5 separate regions of the Mus musculus genome follow, and regions 2, 3, 4 and 5 are each linked to region 1. A link is a loop called in an ENCODE intact Hi-C map of the cell type or tissue named here. Cell type or tissue: left cerebral cortex. All regions are shown on one strand.

Region 1 (4,000 bases):
AGGGCTCTATCTGGATGTATACCTGTGTGTAGAAGAGGGAATCGGACCCCATTATATTTGATTGTGAGCTATTATGTGGTTGCTGAAATTTGAACTCAGGACCTCTGGAAGAGTAGACAGTGTTCTTAACCACTAAGCCATTTCTCCAGAGGTGAATATTTTATTTTTCCATTTTAAAAATAATTTGTTCCTTTTTGAACAACAAAAAAGTCTAGTTATCACTGAAGGACACAATTTCAGCAATATAAAAGTATACTTTTACTTTATAATTCTTTGCTTTATAATCCATTGTAGTTCTTTAAAAATATTTTAATAGGAAGTACTTTTTAGGAAGAGTCTTATGCATCCCTGGTCACATCCTAAAGGCATCATTGCCAGGGGCAGATCCAGGTGATCTAGAGGCTCTGCTGGGTGCTGAGGACCAAGTAATTGTGTGCAGGATGAATTGTATGTGTGTATATGTGGGTGTAGGTGTATATAGTTGGTGTATGTGTGATGTATGTGTGGTATGTATATATTGTATGTAGAAAATATATAGTGTGTATAATGTGTGTGGAATGTCTATGTGTACATGTATGTGTGTTTGTATATGTGTATGTATGGTATAAATACATAGTATATGCAGCATATATATATACATATATATATATTATGCAGTATATTTGTATAGCTCATGGTATATATATATATATATATATATATACATATATATATATATATATATATATAATGTGTATGTGGTATATGTACCATGTGCATATGTGTGTGTATATGCTGTGTGTGCATGTGTTATGTGTGCATTTTTATGGCATGTGCATATGTGGTGTGTGTATGCACATGTGTGTGATGTATATGTGTGTGTGTATGTATATGTGAGGTGTGTGTGTGTGTGTGTGTATGTGTAGTGTGTATGTGTGTTTCTCTGTGTTACAAAGTTGCCACTCATTTTTTTTTCTGTTCACAACAATGTCTGGAGAGCAGCCCTCTTGCACATTGCTCTGTCTCTTCTCTTTGTGTTGCTGACCTCTGCTGTCCGAGAAGTGCACCTGTGCACCTCTGCAGTGAGGAATGACCACAGGTCACAGAGACTTTGCCTTTATTTCCCCATAAGCCTCTTACGTGTGGAGACTTGCCTGTGAGAACTGCACAGGATCACAGGTTTCAGGGTTACAGAGAACAGTGGGTTGCTGTGCTCAGAGAAGAAACAGCCCATGTCTCCAGATGTCTCTGCAGTGACAGCAAAATATGCTAGTTGACGTGATGCAGTGGCTCTTTATTTTTCCATACCTCCTCAGCCCCCCCCCCAAAAAAAAAACCCTATCCTGAAGACTTCTTTTTTTTCTTTTTGCCTGTGGGCTTTGGGTGCTGGGAATCAACAAGCGGAACTCCGTCTTAACCACTGAGCCTCTTATTCAACCTCCTGGAAGGAACCATTTTTGTTCGTATTATTCACAATATTATTATTATTATTATTATTATTATTATTATTATTATTATTATTAGTGTGTGGTCTACTCTACTGTTGATTTATTCTAGGATGTATTTTGATGAAGAAAATAATCCCCAGGGCTCCCAAGTATGCAAGCATATCTGCTAGTGAATTTATGAGTTTATTTCTTAATGAACTTCATTATATTTTAGATTTTAAGAACTTCCATACTCTTGATTCTGTGAATTCCGAACCTCACTTAATTCAGTGACCTCATCTGTCCAAACCACGTGAGGGGAGAAGTTTTGTGTCTTCCTTTAGGAGTTAGATAAATGATCTAACATTAGTCATTAGGATTAATGATTCTAGTGCAGTCCTCTGATAAGAAACAAGCATGATATCCTAAAATAGAAAGAATACAATCAAGGAATGTACTCTCACATAAATATCGATTCTGATAAGAGAATTGTGGAAAGTCCCACACTTGGTGAATCATTAGCTCACAGGAAGGGTGATCACCTCACAGGACTGGTGACAGGAATAGAGACTGGGCAGATGTTGCCACCTGCTGTTTGCTCGCTGCTATTATTCCCTTACGTAACAATTCCCCAAAGCTGCATTTCTTTTACCAGAAAGCTCATCCTTGCCTCAATCCCATTCTCTTTTAAAATCACTTTCGTTTTAATTAACTTACTTTTAAGTACAATACCAACCCGTTCATGGAGAGTGATCCTTCTTTTATAGATTGGGAAATTTCTCGAAATTTCCTTTAGCATGCTGAAACAAACAAACAAAACCAGCTTTGGGTTTTGACAGGCTACAGTTTATGTAATTGAAATCTCATTGAAAAGCACATCATTATCCAATTGAATCTGAAGCAATCAAGATCACTGGGTTGCTACTGAGTTTTAGTCTGTGGAAATTGATTTGTTTGTTTGTTTTTTGGTATAGTCTTAGTCTTTTCAGACTGTTATAACAAAATGTCATAAGTTATATACAGAAGAAATATTTATCTTTAGTCTGTAGGAGGAGGAGAACAAGATAGAAGCGATATAGGATTTGGGGTCAGTGAGGCTATTCCTGGCTACTTCACTTGTAGACAGATCAGTGATCTCTCTGATCCCCAGTTGGCTATTTAGTCTGCCACCCTCAGGATCTAATCACCTTATAAAGACACGAGTTTAGGATGTGAATGCATGCCTCTGGGAGTGGAACTGGAACTGGAATCCCAAATTCTATTAGGCAATGACACTCTAAACATTGGATGGCAGTGACTGGTCAATTCTTTTTTATTAGGGTAAAACCCAATTTCCTTTCTTACTAATTAGTTTTCCTAATTGTACTTGATGATTCAACAATATGCATTGAATGCAGTTGTCCGTATGTCATTCATTCAATCCAGACACAAAGGAAACCTCAAAAAGCTCTTAGCTTAATTTCAGGTTTACTGTGAATGATCTGAGATAACATTATAGACTCATGGTTATGGCAGAACCAAGGTTAGGGTTAAGTAAAATATATTAAATGTTTTCTTGTCTGTAATGCTTTGGACGTACTAGGAGATGTGGTCTGTAAAATAATTAATAAAGTACTTGTTTCCATATTACAGATACGGAAATTTGGACACAAGAAAATTGAAGTACTTGTGCATAAATGTCCCCCATCTAGCAAAAATAACCTTCTATTAGTTCTCTTAATTGCAAAGTTGACTCACTTATACTGTCTCTTATGAGTTAGCATAATTAATTTGTGTCTTAAGCAGTCAATCTTTTCTACTTTCCCTTCCTGAATGAGTTTGGAAGTACACTGTTTCACGGAGTCTCCAGCTAAGACTGGCCTTCACTAGGTGCCATATTCAATATCATGAAGTCCTTAGTACAGAATTTATCAGAGTCACACTCTAGGACATCAGACCTACAGGATCAGAGGAAGCACCGATGGATGTAACCAAAAGATGTCTTTTCCTTGTTTTTTGGCCTCAGCAGCTAAGATTCCAAAGGTCACTTTCTCTTAGCCTGTTATAGTTTCATCTCAGATGTGCTTTACTCTTTGGCCCTCTCTGAGTTTTCCTGCTGTACATCTCTAGACAGTCTGGGAGTCACGATTATGGCAGGCTCTCCTGGATAATTTTTCTACCTTAATGGATTTGAGACCTGAATATATAACAACATTTGTAGGATAACTTCAGTTTGGGTGTGACTGAATAACCTATAGGGTTTTATGGGCTTGGGGAGACTGCTCAGTGGTTTAAAGAAGCCCATGTAGAAGGAAATGTCTGATGAATGAATGAGATCATGCCTAGAACCCAAAGAGGAAGAAGAGGTCACTGGACCTCCATACACCAACTATAGCACTTCACCAAACTCCCCACTCCCCGACTTTCATCCTCTGACCACCATAAACCCTTCAAGGCATCTGCAACATATATATATATATATATATATATATATATATATGAGTTGGCCTGTGGGCCTTTGTAGAATTTTGTGTCTCATCTGCAGTTGTAAGAATTCTGTATCTTGGCTCCATTCCCCAGTCCCTGCCTTCACACTCCCATTTCCCTTTCCAGTG
Region 2 (4,000 bases), 450 kb before region 1:
ATGCATTATTAAAGAAGCATATGTTTTCTTTTTATGACAAAATTTGTGTTAAACTTAATTATATTTCAATTAAGTAGATTCATCTCATAATCTTACATATTTAACTTCAAGAATTTAAAAATATTTTTTTCCTAAGGAGCATTGCCCAGTGCTCCATGAGACTGATATATATATATGGCCTATCATACAAATGCATGTACACGTTCACGGGAATACACATCTACGTACACACACACACACGCACGCACGCGTGAATGCGCACTGCCATGGGGATGACCTCATGCACCCATTGGAAAGATGAGAAGAGCTAATGGAGGAGGTCCCACATGGCAGACCCACCAGAGCCAAGTCTTAAGGGAATAAAGGCTTTCCTTCCTCATTACATCAGTCATGGACCCGCCCCTCCCCGCAGCTGCCAGGCTATCTAAGAGGAAGGAGAGCACAGAAGGAAGAATTTAGAGCTGTTTTTCCTACACGAAAGGAAAGAGCATCTAGGCAGAAAGGTGTAACAGCAGAGTGGCCTTTTCAACACTTCTGAGGATAAGACCACAACGGCGAGACCTGCCCCCATCATCGATAGTATCAGGCTTCCGTTGCTTGCCCTGCGATCCGTAACTCAACCTGTGCAAATTGTATGGTCCTTACCCAAGGAAGATGTCCTGAGACACAACGATAGGGGAAAAAGAGAAGCTAGGGCGCTGGTTTTCCCTCCTGTACAGCTGCGGCAGCAGCACCTACTAGTTCCCGGACCCCTGTGCCCATTCTGAGCAGCCCCAGTAAGAAGGTGCATCCTCACGGAGGTTCTGAGTCTTAGTTAGGCTTTTGTCCTCTAGGCTCAGACGTTTGGGTATCCTTCTGCTTCTTCGCTGCTCATCCTTTATAATTAGCCTTTTGTGTTAAATTTATTGTGTGTGTGTGTGTGTGTGTGTGTGTGTGTGTGTGTGTGTGTGTGTGTGTGGCAAGTTGAGACAGAATTGTCTGGCAGTCTCAGGTTTAGTGATTAATAACACTGATTACTCTTCGAAAGGACCTGGGTTCAATTCCCACCACTCACATAGGAACTCAAAATGAGTAACTCCAATCACAGAGGATTGGCCCTCTTCTGGCTTCCAAGGGTATCAAACACACAGAGGGTACACAGACATACATGCAGGCAAAACATCCATGTATGTAAAAATTAATTAAAATTTAAAATAGTATTAAGAGTAAATTTGGTTTTGTCACAAGACAAAAATAATAAGAAATTCCATATTATCTTACAGTTGTCACATACTCTTGGACTTCTGTGAGAATTTAGATATATTACCAAAATTTTGTCCATATCAGAACAAGATAAATGGGGTGATAAATGGCCATCATGCGGAGAGCTTTATGTAGGGGAAGGAGATGCCACAAAACACATTAAGGAATATTCATATGGGAACAGCGAGTAGCATTGTTTGGGTTGGAGGTCGGATTAGATTAGATATATTATCTTATATTATTCATATCATATTATATTGCATGGCATGCCCCCCCCCGTTGTTATAAACTCCACCATGATGAAACTGCAACCCTCTGAATTCATGAACCAAAGTAAGCCTTTCCTTCACAATCTCAGGAAATGTATCAGAAATGCATCAGAAATGTATCAGAAATGTATCAGAAATGTATCAGAAATGCATCAGAAATGTATCAGAAATGTATCAGAAATGCATCAGAAATGCATCAGAAATGCATCAGAAATGTATCAGAAATGTATCAGAAATGCATCAGAAATGTATCAGAAAAATGTCGTCTAGGTGGAGCACCTAACAGCTGCAGAAGTATGATAATTGTGATTTTCATTACTTTGAAGGAACTTACATTTCAAGTACTAATCTTTTAAATCATAGTTTAAAACAATAAAAGAAACATTTCCTTAGCCTGCAAGTTATATTATATATTATGTATTATATGATATATGTTATATGCTATGCTATATGTTATATATTACATATTGTTATATAGTGACTGAAATATATATATATTACCTGAAACATATTGCTAAACAAAAGTATTGAATGAGAAGATTGCTCAAAATACAATTCTGTAGTATTTTTATGCGTATAACAGGATTTTATAACAGGAATCGATATGCTACAGGCATTTGATCTAGTGTAAATCGATGTAAGTCATGTAACATGAATTGTGAGCAAATCTGAGATCTTACCACATCCATAGCTTGTGTCACAAATGACAATGTAATATAGATGTTTCATTGTGAATCTGTATGCTGCAGGAATGGTCTTCTCTCTCTCTCTCTCTCTCTCTCTCTCTCTCCCTCTCTCTCTCTCTCTCTCTCTCAGCATGTCGAAGTGATTTAGAATGAAAGCACCTCCGCACCTCCTTAGAAAAGCCAGAAGATGGCAGTAGCTTCTAAGAATTGTGCCTCGGAAAAAGCCCACACAGCTTCAGAGTGTTCTGTGCCTTGCCTCCTTCGCTGGCACTAATAATCTCCCTTGTTGCCATCTGTTTTCCTACCTTACGGTAAAAGTCTTTTTTATTCTCAACTTTTCTCTGAGAATTAGAGAAATAAAGCTAGTGAGAATTAAGTATCTATGTAAAATGCCTAAGTGACTCACCACAAGCAAGAATTGAAAACAGACTCATATTTTGCTGGTGGATAAACCAAATGTTGCATAGCCATTTGGATAGAGTTTGGTTTGTTCGTGCATGGAGTGCCTTTATCCTGGTCCAGATGGGGAGAGCATGTATATTTTCTTCTGTGCAAACCACTAGTACCTGTAACTTTTAGCTATCGCTCAGGAAATGCTTATTTTACCCCTTTTAAAGGAAAACCACACTTCTTTTATCTCTAAACGACGTAGTCGAACATCATGGAGTCACACTCCAAGAAGCTTAGTTAACGGTTAAAAACCAAACAATAAAAACAATTGTGATGTGGCTCTCTAACCTAATTGCATTGAGCAGGGGTGGTGAGAAGAAATTACTTCTGTATTACTGAGAAGAAGCTAAGAACAAAGAGAGATTCTAGATGTTTACACTTGAATCTACAGATGAAGGCTGGAGGCACCAGCAGTGGCTGTGTATTTTTACAAATGTATCCATCTGCTGCAGGGTAGATTAATTTTCCTGGCAAAGTTTAGTGTATATTTTAAGACGTGGTATGGTACTCAACAACCGTGCCTAGAAAACTAGCATTCTGGAGTCTTTCAAAACCAGCCATTTCCAGAGGGAGAAAAATCCATCTACCATCTGCTTACTTCGTTAAAATACATAATAGAGGAGAAGAACCAAATTGGATTTTTGGCTATCCCAGTGCTCCCTGGTGTCCACTCAACTACAGTTACTGTGTACAGCACCCTCTGTAGAAAACAGATCCCAAGGATACATTGATCACTGTATTCTCACCTCTCATGTATGTATACAAGTACAGCAATAAACTTTATTTCGTTTGTTTTTTTGTTCTTTGTTTTTTTGTTTGTGTTTTTCAAGACAGGGTTTCTCTGTATAGCCCTGGCTGTCCTGGAACTCACACTGTAGACCAGGCTGGCCTCGAACTCAGAAATCTGCCTGCCTCTGCCTCCCAAGTGCTGCGATTAAAGCCGTGCATCACCACGCCTGGCTCTAATAAACTTTATTTCAAAAATACACTTAGGTACGATAAACCACCCTGAAAATACTTAATATTTTTAAATGTTCCTCCATCAATTAAAGGAGCAGTTTTCCAACGCATGCTGTGAAATCTTAGAATTGAGAAAATATCATAACAATAGTTTGTCATGGACAAGCCAACATTGACTGTCACAAAACATCAAAGGGAGACTGTTAGTATTTGGGAGTCGCAGATGTAGAACTATGACTGTCAGATACTAAATGGAAATTATTCTTTATAAAATAAAGTTTATGAAATCCCAGTTATATTTGTACACACTCATTATGAAAAGCATCTGGTGTGATGAGGTCAAGGCCTCCTGTTTGATTTTCAGCATTGGTATGTAATAAATTATCCAAGTGT
Region 3 (4,000 bases), 230 kb before region 1:
GTCACTCCAATTAAAAAACTGGAAATAAACAATGCCTCTTTTAGGAAATATCTATTTCCCACTGATTAAAAAAAGAAATACCCATGGCACGAGATGTAGTTCACTGGCAGAGTAGTTGCCTATTGTACAGAAATCACTGGATTTAGTCTAGCACAGAATAGTCAATCCAGTAACTGCTGAAAGAAATTGTTATCATTTTTGGTATAAGGCAGAAGAGGCTTCTAATAGAATCTAATAAATTCTAAAAGCTCCATTTATCTGTCAAAATGTGTGGTTTATGGCCTAAGTCACAAATTAAATTTCTTCTTGGATATGGTTATAGTAGAAACTATTGTTTCCTTATTAGCAAGTAGTTGTTACATATTATAATACTCAAAGGTATGAAATCTACAAAGAAATGAGAGGGTTTATGAGAAATCTTTCAGCAGACAGTGTAAATGCTTGGTGTCAGATCATACTTTGCTTGGTTTGGAAGTCACTGTCAGTGGCGGGTTTTTTGAGCTTTGGGCTGAAGAACTGTTTAGGAAATGGTTTCATAATCAGCAATCATCTGCTTCTGTAAGAACTGTCAGTAGGTGAACCAAACATAACTTCAAAAGGGATGAGTTCCATCTACTATGGGGAGGTCTGTACTTTATAAAGAATGAAGGGGAGAAGAGTCACCATCAGTTTCTAAGGTCAATTTAGTTAAGGTCTGTCTTTAGGATTCTGTTTATCTTCTCTACCCATCCTGAACTCTGGGGTCTATAAGCACAGTACTCTCTCTGCCACTATCACTAAAGTCCCCCAGACTCCTTTCCCCTAACCTTTCAATCCTCTGGGGATTTTTATTAATATCTAGTGCTGCCTGATTAATAAAAGCTAGAGCTACTACTGACTTTGCTTCTAGTGGTTCAGGGTACATGGGAGTGCATTGTTGAAATGCATCTCTTTTAAAAAAAGCTGTAGAGCTTTCATTTTCTCTCTGCCTAATGTCATACACTCTGGCCAAATTTCTGGGTCATTTTGTGGCTGCCTTGAGACCTTCCAGCAGAGCCTGACTGTAGACCAAGAGCCTCCTCTTACTTTAAATGATGTTAAAAATCCCAGTCCGGAAAGCAAGCATCAATAGCTGCTTGGTTACTGGTAGGCTTCGTTACTGTGGGGACAGGAACCAGCTTCCTGGCCCCTTTTGTGGTAAAGGGAACCTGGAGATGTGGTAGAGGTAGCCTGTCTCACATTAATATGTCCATCAAAGTCAAAGTCACTTCATCAAAGTCATCTTGTCAAAGTTATCTTGACAAAGTCACCTTGTCAAAGTCATCTTATAATGAGAAACACAACACACAAAAACACAAATATAACCTTCCCAATCTATCAGGCAAAAATAAGAAACAACCAGAAAGTGGCACTCATGAAAAAGACCTCTCTATGACACCCAAAACTCAAGTCCAACCTTTACTCTCTATCAGGCAGAAAGGAAAGACAACCAGAATGTGGTGCCCCCAGCCCCAAGAAGAGAACCAGATTGGTGTATGTTTCTCAGATTCCCCTGAGCCCATGCCTAACCCAGACCAAGACTCAGGAAGTTTTATAGCCTTGTGATAGACACAATTCCCAGATACATCTATCCCTAACTGCAACTGGCCATAGGTACAAAATCAAGGCCTTGTTTCCAGGTGGGTGAACACTTTTGCTCCGTGAGCCATGTCCACCCAAAGAGAGGCTCAGAGCATCTCCTGGCCCTGCCTTAGCCAAGGCTCCCAGACTTGTCTGTCTTAACCACAAATTGGCCATTGAACAAACTCAAAACCTGGTTCCCAGAAAGATGTGGGACCCTTCAGTGAACAGAGAAAGGCACAACCAGAAACAAAACCCAACCCAAATCAGAAAAAAAGATACAGCCCACAGTAACAAGAATGAATCAGAAGGTGGTGCTAACAGAAGATGGGTGTAAACAGAGACAGTCAGCAACAAAAACAAAACCAGATAAAGATACAGCCTGCAGTAACAGGAACCAACCAGAAGGTGGCACTCAAAACACAAGATGGTTGTGTCACCACTCAGACCAAAAAGGAAAAGATACTGCACACAGTAACAAGAACCAACCAGAAGGTGGTGGTGGTCACACACAAGACAACCAGCAGTACTGTACAGATGTTTACCCAGACCTGGAAAATTACCATGGCAAAATAAGTCATTTATCTTTAAAAGTTTTTGTTCTATTCTGTAGATCTCACAGAAAGTTTCTAACATTCAGACAAATTAGCCATACAAATCACAAGTTTTTGTGCAACTGAGCAAGTACCCACCAAATCAGGCCACATAGAAACCTTTGGACAGACAGATTCCTCAGCACTGCTCAAATCTAGAATTACCATGGCAACACAAGCCACCAGGTTCCACAAAAATAAATCATCTCAACATGGCTGGAAAAGTTACCACATCTACCTTTACATAAGCTTGGTTTTGTTGTGCTATGCAGATTTCACAGAAAGGTCAGACAAATTCAGTGCTCAGACAGGCACAAAACAGGAAGTTTAACACAGTGTTTCAAACAAAACCACAAATACCTAGATTAGCTTTGCTGGCTTCAAGAACTTCCAGATCTGTAGTCCTGTGTGTTATGGGGAACTTCCCAGCCAAGGTACCAAAATATAGTGCCAGGGAAGTGTTAGTGACCCCTCCCCAAAACAGACAGGAGACAATTTGATGCAACTCACAGCAAGGTCTTTATTTGAGCTAGCTTGGGCCCCTCCGATGTACCACCGTCATGCAGGATGGCTTTGGTGGTGGGGGAGCCCCAGATATATATCAGGATAAGGCTTTATAGTAAGCAGCAAGCAGGGGGCAAGTGTGAAGCATCTAATTGGAAAGTTTCTGTGGCCTTTAACATAATTGTCTGGTGCTGGAAGTCATATCATAAACTTAATTTCTGCTTCCTTCTGCATTTGTGATTATTAGGCAGGGGGTAGGCTTGTAATCTGGGGGTGAAGATCTGTTGGGGTGATAACCTGGAGACACTGGTCTTGTTGGAGATTAGCCTACGGTCTGGAAGATAGACTCAGTTTTTGTTGGGTGGCAACTTGGAAACTAATGCTAGGTACCAGCTTGTTAGTTTACCTGAGTTCAAACTTAGGTCAGGTTCTCTAAAATGGAGTCTGAACTTAAAAGATTTGGCTTCTCACCAGCATGGGCTAATACCAAGATTCAGCCCCTGAAAAGGCAGGGGAGGTGTCTTAAGTTTGTTTTTTTTGTTTGTTTGTTTGTTTGTTTGCTAGAGAGACACCATGACCAAGGCAACTCTTATAAAGGCAAACATTTTAGTGGGGCTCGCTTATGGTTTCAGAGATTTCATCCATTATCACCATGACAAGAAAGCATGGCAGGGTGCAGGCGGACATAGTGCTGGAGGAGCTGAGATTTCTAAATCTTTACCAGGTTTCCATTTTTTTTTTTTTTTACACTCAGGATTCCCCACCCCCACCCCCTGCTGCCTAAGCTTGGCTGTCCTGGAACTTGCTCTGTAGACTGACCTTGAACTCAGAAATCTGCATACCTCTCTGCCTTCTGAGTGCGGGGATTAAAGGCATGTACCACCACAACTGAATCCAAGGTTTTCTTTACCTTGCTCTGTACCAGGTTAGCCTTGAGCTCAGACCTGCTTGCCTCTGTCTCCTGGGATTAAAGGCATATACCACCATGCCCATACCCAAGCATTTCCTTACTTCCTTTCTTGCAAGATCTTTATAAATTCTGGATTGTAGCTCATTCCAGATATAGTCAAGATGACAACTGAGAACAGCCATCACAGGCGGTTTCTATCTAAAAGACAAACAAACCCCAAACCATGTATGGTAGAACATGCCTGTATGCCTGCAATCTTAGCACTAAGAAGTTCAAAATCATTTTTAGCTATCTATAAAGTTTGAGGTTAGCCTGTGCTACCTAAGACCTTGTTTTTAAAAACAAAGAAACAAACAAGCAAGCAAGCAAGCAAGCAAGCACAACTCTGAAAGTG
Region 4 (4,000 bases), 200 kb before region 1:
AGCAGATTGGTGCCAGCACCAACTAGTATATTCATAGTCATACGATACTTTTTCAGAGTCTATGCATAAAAGCCTTTCAGATAAACCCAATAGAAGTAAAATGGGAATTAACAAAACCCTTTAAGGTCTATCTACTCTAGGCAGTTTGTGGTGGAAAGAAAAGCAGTTGCACTTAGTAACAAGAACACTCAATGACAACCGTTGTCCTTCAGAGCAAACTACTCAAGTAAAATCTTGAAACAAAAAAACAAACAAACAAACAAAAAAATCAGTCAAAAATTCCCTGACTATTTTTATAGTGAAACAAAGGAACTAATCCCCCAAACTCTTATTTACTAGGAGGTACCACAAGCAAGACAACTTATTCCCGACACGTGCCCTCACAAAGTACATCTATTCAGTGCGTTAAAAAACCCAGTGTAAATTACCAGTAAAGATTAATACTTCAGAGAGCAGACTCCCTCCAATAATCTCAAAAATATTATTTATTTATATATATACATATATATATAAATACATACATATGTATATATATTGCATATATAAAAATCTTTTGCCCGTGTATATAAAATGGTCCTAAATTTTTTTCTTCCTTGTTTTTGTTAATTTGGCACTTTATTGAACATTCATACACAGGTCCGATATAGCTTTTAAAGAGTTCCATTAGGAAGCTGGAGGGCAGCAAGAAAAAAATTTTCCTGAACTGCTTTGAAATGAGTGGAGCCACCCAGTGGCTGGAGGACACTTCTGTTAAAACAGTGGAGACCACCGAAATCCTTCTTAATAATATCCTCCCACTCCCTCACAGGCAAAACCTCAACATGATAGGCAGCCAAGATACACGACGAGATCGTCCCATTTTAATTGCATGCACCATAAGCAAAAAAAAAAAAAAAAAAAAAAAAGGATCATTTGTGTGTGTGTATGTGTGTAGCATTAGCTTCAGTCTGTCAGACTCTAGAATCAAACCAGTCTGTGGGATCATCTGCTTTATCCAATTCTGTTCCAAATACACTCAGGTTTCAGGTAACGCGCCCAATCTAGCGCGTGTGCAAGCGCTGTTTCCTTCCGGGAACAGATCGCGATTTTCTGGTTTTCCAACCGTTTTAGCCGGCACGAAGCAAACAGCAAAATAATAATAATAATTAAAAAAAGCAAGCCAGGATAGGATTCATGACCCCTAAGCTCCGGAATCCAGACCTCTGGTCACCGCACAGACCGTTCCGACACCGTGGAAATTTCAGCTCGCCAGCGGTGGAATGGTGCAGGGCTGCTCGCTCAACAGGAGCCGCGCAGTTCTGCCCAGCAGCTCCTGTTGCTCCAGCCCAAGAGCGGACCGCCCCACGCGCAGCCCGCCTCGGGGCCGAGTCAGAGTCCCCCTCCGCCGACCGGGTCGCCACTACCGAAGCCCGGCGGCGATCGGCAAGCCCGGGCTTGAGCGGCGCGCACAGTCGCGAGGTCCGCAATCACGGGTTCACGGTGGCGAGCGCGGGCGGCCACCGAGGCCATCTTGGGAGGCCCCGGGCGCCCGGTCCCGGTCCCCCCGCAGCCCCGCCCCGCCCCGGCCACGTCCACGACGCCCGCGCGGCTTCTCGGAACAAAGGCCGCAGGGTGGCACGCGCACAAAGCCGCTGGGCTGCCCTGCCGGTCGCTCCGGGTCCGGGCCCCGCCGCCGGCGTTTCGGTCGCCCGGCCACCCTCCTTTCCCTCCTCGGTCGCTCGCTCTAACAAAGGCCGGGCCCGCGGTACTCACAGGAATATGTCTACTCATTGAAGATTGTGGCCTAATCATACAGCCGGTCCCGAGGCGGCGCAGGCGGCGGCGGCAGGGCAGGCGGCGGTGGGCGTCGCGGGGCGGCGGCGGGGATGCAGGCGGCGGGGGCACCAGACGACCATGCAGTGAGCTGCCCGAGGAGCGTCGCCGAGCCGGCCGCAGCCCAGAGCCAATGCGCGCGCCCAGGCGCCCCTGCGTCACAAGTCCGCCCCTTTATAGCCGGCGCGACGTGCGCACAGGCGGCAGCCAATCACGGCGCGGGACGCCTGCGGCTCGAGGCGGGGCCCGGGACGCAGACGTCACTCGGGGCAGCCGCCACCGGTGCGAACCGGTTGATGAATGGCGCGGTGTGCTGGCTGGTCCTCGCCACCAAACGCTCCGGTCGCTAGAGCCGCGAGTTCGCCTCAACTTGGAACGCCTCTCCGGCGGGCGGAACCCTGTAGCCCGAGGCCATAGCTCTGTCGCGCTGGCCAACGGTTTACCTTGGCCCTTGCGCCCGGGGATCTCCGTCATCACTCCATATTGATGTCGCATGACCGCTGGGCGGCTGACTCACCGCTCCAGAGCCCGGCCCTAGTCTGGGACTAGGGATTCTCGTCACCACGGGCACTTCCACGTGTGGGAAGGCTCTCCGCAGAGATTAGCCGGTGGAACCCAGGAAATGTCCCTATTTTTTTTTTTTTTTTTCTTTCGAGGCACGTGAAGCCTAGTTGCTTCCTAGCCTTTCTTCTTCTCCCCCCACCCCCTTTCTTTTTAGGTTACACCCCTAAACTGCTGATTCTGGCAACTGCAGTTGGCTCGTTTGTGGCATTTCGAAATCACATGCATCCTTTGTACTGCTGCTCATTCTCAGATAATGAAAGGTTAGCTTTTGCTAAGGGGAAGCTTTTTTTTTTTCTTTTTCTTTTTAAATTAAGAATCTTCGGCTTTATCAAGGGCTGATGTAAGTTTTTGCGTCAAAAGCTAAGCTTTCCCCTTTTGTTGATCTTCAGTCCTGTTCCAGTGTCCTTTTAATCTAGGCTTCTAAGTGAAGCCTGAGTGCAGCTGTTTCTGATCATACAAGGGCAGCTTTTATCTGAAAACCCTTTCTGCTCGCTTGTCTAGGACAGGTAAACAGGACCTTTACCTGCTTTGGAGAACTCAGCTTTCCAATAACACTGAGGCCTTTTGTTCCCTGTTTTTCTGCACATTAGGCCGGAGAAATCATAAGTTGTGCTCTCTCTTATTGTGTACCGAATTTTGTGATTTATTAGCACTTCTATTTAGAGACTTCCTTGCATAGTTACTTAAATGTCTTATAAACATGCAATCTGTAAGCAACGTAAGTACATTAAAAAAAGGGGGGGGCAGACCTTTAATAACAGCAACAACAACAACAAAAAGCAACTCATCGTCATTAAAAATTGCTTGGCCAGGGATCCATTTAAAGTCAAGAACTTGAAGCATAGATCCCTTCACAAATAGAGGTAAAGTGAGGTAACAATTAAATTATGTAAGTCCTAAGAAAATGCAGGGAGATTAAAAGAAAAGTCTTTGAACAGTAAAGTGAAGTTGAGCAGACCAGGAAACTCAACCGAAGACAGATTGAGTATTACAGAACTAAAACCTTTCATATGACCAGTGACTTTGGGTAAGTGTTACTTAAGCTTTGGAAAAACATGGGCAGAATAATTAGTGACTAGCTTGGCCAACTTGTATTAATAACATACTTAGGCATATTAAATCTGCCTCCCCTATTCCAAAGGTTGGTCAACACTGTAAAACAAAAATAATGACACCTTTTCCAAAGGGGAATTTGGTGAGCTAAAATAACTGAGCAAATAGCAAGCAAAGGTAAATCAGTGTCTTGGTTTCCTTGTAGAACTCGTGATGCAAATTGTGAGCTGTGTAATCCACAGATCCCGTAATTGCTGACGATATTTGCTGATGTATGGTACTTGGTTAGCTGTCCTCATTGAGCCCTAGAAGATTGGCTTCTGCTCTCAGGAAGGGGAATTGTCTCCACCGGGATTATCCTTTTATAAGGAATTATCACCCAGTCCTATTTTGGAAAGGGACAGATTTCCATCCTTTGCTGCTGAAAGAATGTATCTTAAACCAGATATAAACTTGTTGGTCAGTCCACTCAATTCTCACAAGGCAGTCAGAGTCTCTTTGGCAGCTGCTGTTACTTGGTGTCTTGGGCTGGTTTCTTTGTTTGCTGAGGGTGTCTGTTCTAGTCATTGAA
Region 5 (4,000 bases), 370 kb before region 1:
TGTTCTTGTTTGAGACCATTGTGGCCACTTTGGGGATCCTCTGATTAACATAACATCAAAACTATTTACTTTGTGTTAATCACTAGCTGAGGTACAGCTGGTTCTTGTCACAATCATTACCATAATAGCCCTCCAAACTTGAAGCCGCTGAACTTGGGAAAAGAAAGTGTGTGTGTTTATGATATACTCCTTAGTCACATCTAAGAAGCTCTCTTCTGCGCACACCCAGCTTCTACTCTTATGTCTCTTCATTTTGTTTCTCACCTAAAGCAGAATATTGAGTTTCTAAATAACATTATAACATTATAGATAACAAAAGGCTGAATTCAATCTTTTCTGAAAATAACTAACAGAGATGAAAAATAAAATCTAAATTCCCAAGAAGCAAGTCTTAAGCCAGAAGCATAAATTTCATGGTGTCTGAAATTAATTATAAAAATTCAGTCTTAAGCAGGTCAAAGCTATCCTCCTGCTTCAGCCTCCGGAGTACTGGAGTTCAGGTGGGCATTGCCGTATAAATGTATATAAATGTGTAAAATGTTCCTTTCGAGCCGTCCCTCAAGGCTAGGGAGAGGAAAGTTTGCTTTGGTACGTAAAAGAAAGGCTTTTTAGAAGCAGGGAGAGGGGTGTGTGCAGAGCCCACCCTCTGCTGAGTGCTGAGAGCCCTGATTTCCTGTTTGGAGTTCAGAACACAGGCAGGCACTAGGCTTGTGTTCTAAGGCCGCTCTCATGGTACAATACTATAAGCAAAACTTATGTCAGACCACTTAACGTTCCTGATGCAGCAGAGAAACAGAAAATGATCACTGTTGTTACTGAATAGAAAGGGTTGGGGTTTTTTTTTGTTTGTTTTTTGTTTTTGTTTTTGTTTTTAAGTTTGTTTCTTTAACAGAGTTCTAGGTCCAGTGAGACATCTCAGCAGGTGGGTGCCCTTGCCACTAAGCCTAAAGACATGGGTTCGAACTCTAGAACTCACAGTGAATGGAGAAAAGGACTCCTGCAAGCTGTCCTCTGACCTCCAGGCTCACACACACACACACACACACACACACACACACACACACATAAATAACTAAATAGATGTAATATATAGAATAGTAAAGCTATTCTAGCTTAACTATATACAATCCTGGGTTTTGTATGTATTTTGAAAGCAAGTTTTATTCCACTAACTTCTTTTTTGATAAAAAATACAAGACATAAATGTATCATGTATATTACATTTTAGATATGTCAACATTGTAAAACGGAAACACAATTTGCTTTTAGTCATTTTCAAAATGTAGACGCTGCTGTAAACTGTCACCATGCTGAGCCTAAGTACTCTATGACTGGGGTCAATATCCGGCTTTACACAGCACAAGAAACGCCCCTCAAGGCTGGGGAGCTACTGTGTATGGGAACTCTTGCCTAGCTCCTGTGAAGCCCCGAGTTTGATCCCCCAGGACCACCCATAGGGAAGGGGAAATCAAACCCAAGTAGGATGACTGGAACTTGACAAACAAGCCAGAAGCTGGTGTGAGTGGACCGGATGTTAAATGCAATCCAATCAACAGGTCGCAGGGCTATACAGAGAAACCCTGTCTCGAAAAAAACAAAAACAAAAAACAAACAAACAAAAAACTGCCCTTCGCTTTGTCTTCTTGCAAGTACATGAAATAGCCACTAGGTGGCGCAGCCATCATTGAAAAATGTAAAGACGTTAGCTTAGTTTACTCGTTCAACTTTTATAATTTGCCTACCTCTTTCATAATATTCAAACAATAATCAAAGTCGTATATGATTTTGTAAGAGATTAATTCTTCGTGTTGTTGGTCTTCATTTTAAAGATTATCATATTCTTCAAATGTATTAACTTACACACAACAAACATAACTTCCTACTATATATGTTTTATATGTGTGATATATTATATTATATTATACATTATTTTATATTATATAACATTGCATATACGTATATGATATACACATATCCTATCTAATGCAGTGGAAATATTCCCACAAATGCATTTGAGTGTGTGCCTTATGCCTCTACCTCTAAGTTCTAAACAGATGACAATTTTAATTTTAAATTCCTCCTGTGTCCGAGTCTAGGAGAGCACTGGTGGGAGAGTTTGTCAGGTTAAGTGTGTTCTCATCCACCAGTTTCTGGATTCCAGCAGTTGCTCTCTCCACCACACTCTGGTTTCCTCTTCTTAGCAAATGCATCTGGGGCCTCATATCCTAGCACAGCACACCACCCCGGAAGCTACAGCTTGCTTCTCACATTCAGCTGCCTGTCTTACATGACCTAACAGAGAGCCTTGTGCACCAACAAGCACAGAAATACACATATTAGGAAGATAAATCCTATGAGGCACAAATAGGAAGTAAATGAGAGTTTTAAACAAGTATTGTCTTAGTTATTTTTCTTGCTACTGAGATGAAATATCCCAGCTAAATTAACATAAGGGACAAAAGGTTTATTTATTGAGGTTCACAGTTTATCATGGTAGGGAGGTCAACGCAGCAGGAGCCTGAAGCAGCTGGTCACATTGTATGCAGACAGGAAGTGGAGAATGGAAGCTGCTTATTCTGGGCTACTTCCTCTTCTTTGTTCAGACCAGGATTCCAGCCAGGGGGATGGTACCATCCACAGTAGGCACAACTCCCCACCTAATCAAGGAAATCCTCCACAGGAATGCCCAATGGTCAATCTAGATCACGCCCAGGTCTTTCTACATCTCACCGTACTCACAACTGAGACTGGCCATAACAAATGCATTCTTGACAAATACACAAAGGCAAATAATCATTTTTATGAAAGAATTATTAGGGCCAAAAATAAAATACAAGAGACCTATAGTACGCTTCATTTTGCTTCAACTCTATTCAAATCTATTGGTTTAAGGCATTCCTGTACACTGATAAAGAGAATACAAGTTGGTAGAATTATTATGCAGGAGAGACCAGAATATGGATTTAGAAGCCCAAAAGTCATACTGGCACTTGACTTTATCCTAGGCAAATAATTATAAATACAGATGTTGGGCTGCAAGAGTTTTGTCACAGCATTGCTTATATAAAGTGTGTATAACATTTCATCCATTAGTGTCACAATGTCCATTAAAATATCCATCAAATATGGAACTATGGAAGAAAAGGAAATAAATACGGGGAAGATATTTGTAAACGTTCTAAGGTTTCTGTTGTTTTGTGTACAGAGAGAAACCTGGATGTACTTTTATGCCTGTGTACCACATGATTGCAGTACTTGTGGAAGCCAGAAGAGGGCGATCAATCAATCTTTCGGAGCTGGATTCATGGACGTTTGTCAGCCACCTTATAGGTATTGGAAACCAAAACCGAGGTCTTCTCCAAGAGCAGCAAGGTCTCATAATCACTGAGCCATCTCTCAACCCCTTGTAAGAGTTTGTCTGTTTGTTAGTCTGTCTGGTTTGGTTTGGTTTGGTTTGGTATGGTTTGGTTTGGTTTTTTTAACAGGGAATTCCATTCATGGAATCTAGGGGAAGCAGGGAACACTGAATGATTATTCGAAATGGTGTTGCGTTTAAGATGAGACTTTGCAGGGCATTTTCGCCTGAAGTGACAACAACTGGCAGAGAGGAAATAAAACGCAGCAAGATTCTGAAGCTCCAGGGTTGGAAGTGGCTCATCCCTAAAGCTGCCTGATGAAGTCATCAGACTTTCAACTTAACACCTTATGAGGATACCTGATTTAATGCATCAGACACCAAGAAAATAATACTTTTGAGCAGCTGAAGGGGAAATGTATGAAATAGCAAAACGTTGAAAATAGTTAAGACCCCCACAAGAGAAATACAAAGCCACATAATTTGCCATTCTAGACATCAAGATGCAAAACTGGAGTAACTAAGACAACGTGACATTGATGCACGAATAGACAAGCAGACTAAGAGTACAGAGAAGAGACATGGGACTATTTTCAAAGGGACACAACCATCAGCAGGAAGGGATGTGCTACATAGTAACACATT

Evidence for each region. Peaks named below come from ENCODE experiments on the same cell type or tissue, not always from the same donor. Only the 100,000 strongest peaks of a DNase experiment are listed, where the experiment ranks them.
Region 2: it touches region 1 in a loop (5-fold over the local background); 5 of 42 quality-filtered maps call a loop at or near these places.
Region 3: it touches region 1 in a loop (2.9-fold over the local background); 21 of 42 quality-filtered maps call a loop at or near these places.
Region 4: it touches region 1 in a loop (7-fold over the local background); 13 of 42 quality-filtered maps call a loop at or near these places.
Region 5: a loop joins it to region 1, with 8 times the contacts of the local background. A loop is called at or near these places in 37 of 42 quality-filtered maps.

What each region holds. Positions count from the first base shown.
Region 1 is chr1:31,152,179-31,156,178 of GRCm38, forward strand. The region is part of intron 2 of 4931428L18Rik (RIKEN cDNA 4931428L18 gene); the gene reads right to left. Among named protein-coding and RNA genes, the nearest start is that of Lgsn, 22 kb to the right of the region's middle. In left cerebral cortex, CTCF peaks have their summits at 1,044 (motif pointing left) and 2,011 (motif pointing left); DNase peaks (open chromatin) are centred at 1,039 and 2,006; H3K27ac peaks cover 482 bases.
Region 2 is chr1:30,698,198-30,702,197 of GRCm38, forward strand. It overlaps Gm39615 (a long non-coding RNA gene), which reads right to left and starts at 2,305. Exons shown (of 3, transcript XR_865312.1): 1 at 2,192-2,305. In left cerebral cortex, a CTCF peak has its summit at 2,423 (motif pointing right); DNase peaks (open chromatin) are centred at 2,420 and 3,131; H3K27ac peaks cover 1,031 bases.
Region 3 is chr1:30,918,947-30,922,946 of GRCm38, forward strand. No RefSeq gene overlaps it. Among named protein-coding and RNA genes, the nearest start is that of Ptp4a1, 29 kb to the right of the region's middle. In left cerebral cortex, a CTCF peak has its summit at 2,007 (motif pointing right); a DNase peak (open chromatin) is centred at 2,092.
Region 4 is chr1:30,947,797-30,951,796 of GRCm38, forward strand. It overlaps Ptp4a1 (protein tyrosine phosphatase 4a1), which reads right to left and starts at 1,959. Exons shown (of 6, transcript NM_011200.2): 1 at 1,753-1,959. LOC115487084 (a long non-coding RNA gene) reads left to right here and starts at 2,075. Exons shown (of 1, transcript NR_164183.1): 1 at 2,075-3,542. In left cerebral cortex, CTCF peaks have their summits at 732 (motif pointing left) and 2,163; DNase peaks (open chromatin) are centred at 780, 1,341, 2,042, 2,290 and 1 more place; H3K4me3 peaks cover 2,917 bases; H3K27ac peaks cover 2,083 bases.
Region 5 is chr1:30,777,187-30,781,186 of GRCm38, forward strand. No RefSeq gene overlaps it. Among named protein-coding and RNA genes, the nearest start is that of Gm39615, 79 kb to the left of the region's middle. In left cerebral cortex, CTCF peaks have their summits at 1,661 (motif pointing right) and 3,264 (motif pointing right); DNase peaks (open chromatin) are centred at 1,642 and 3,283.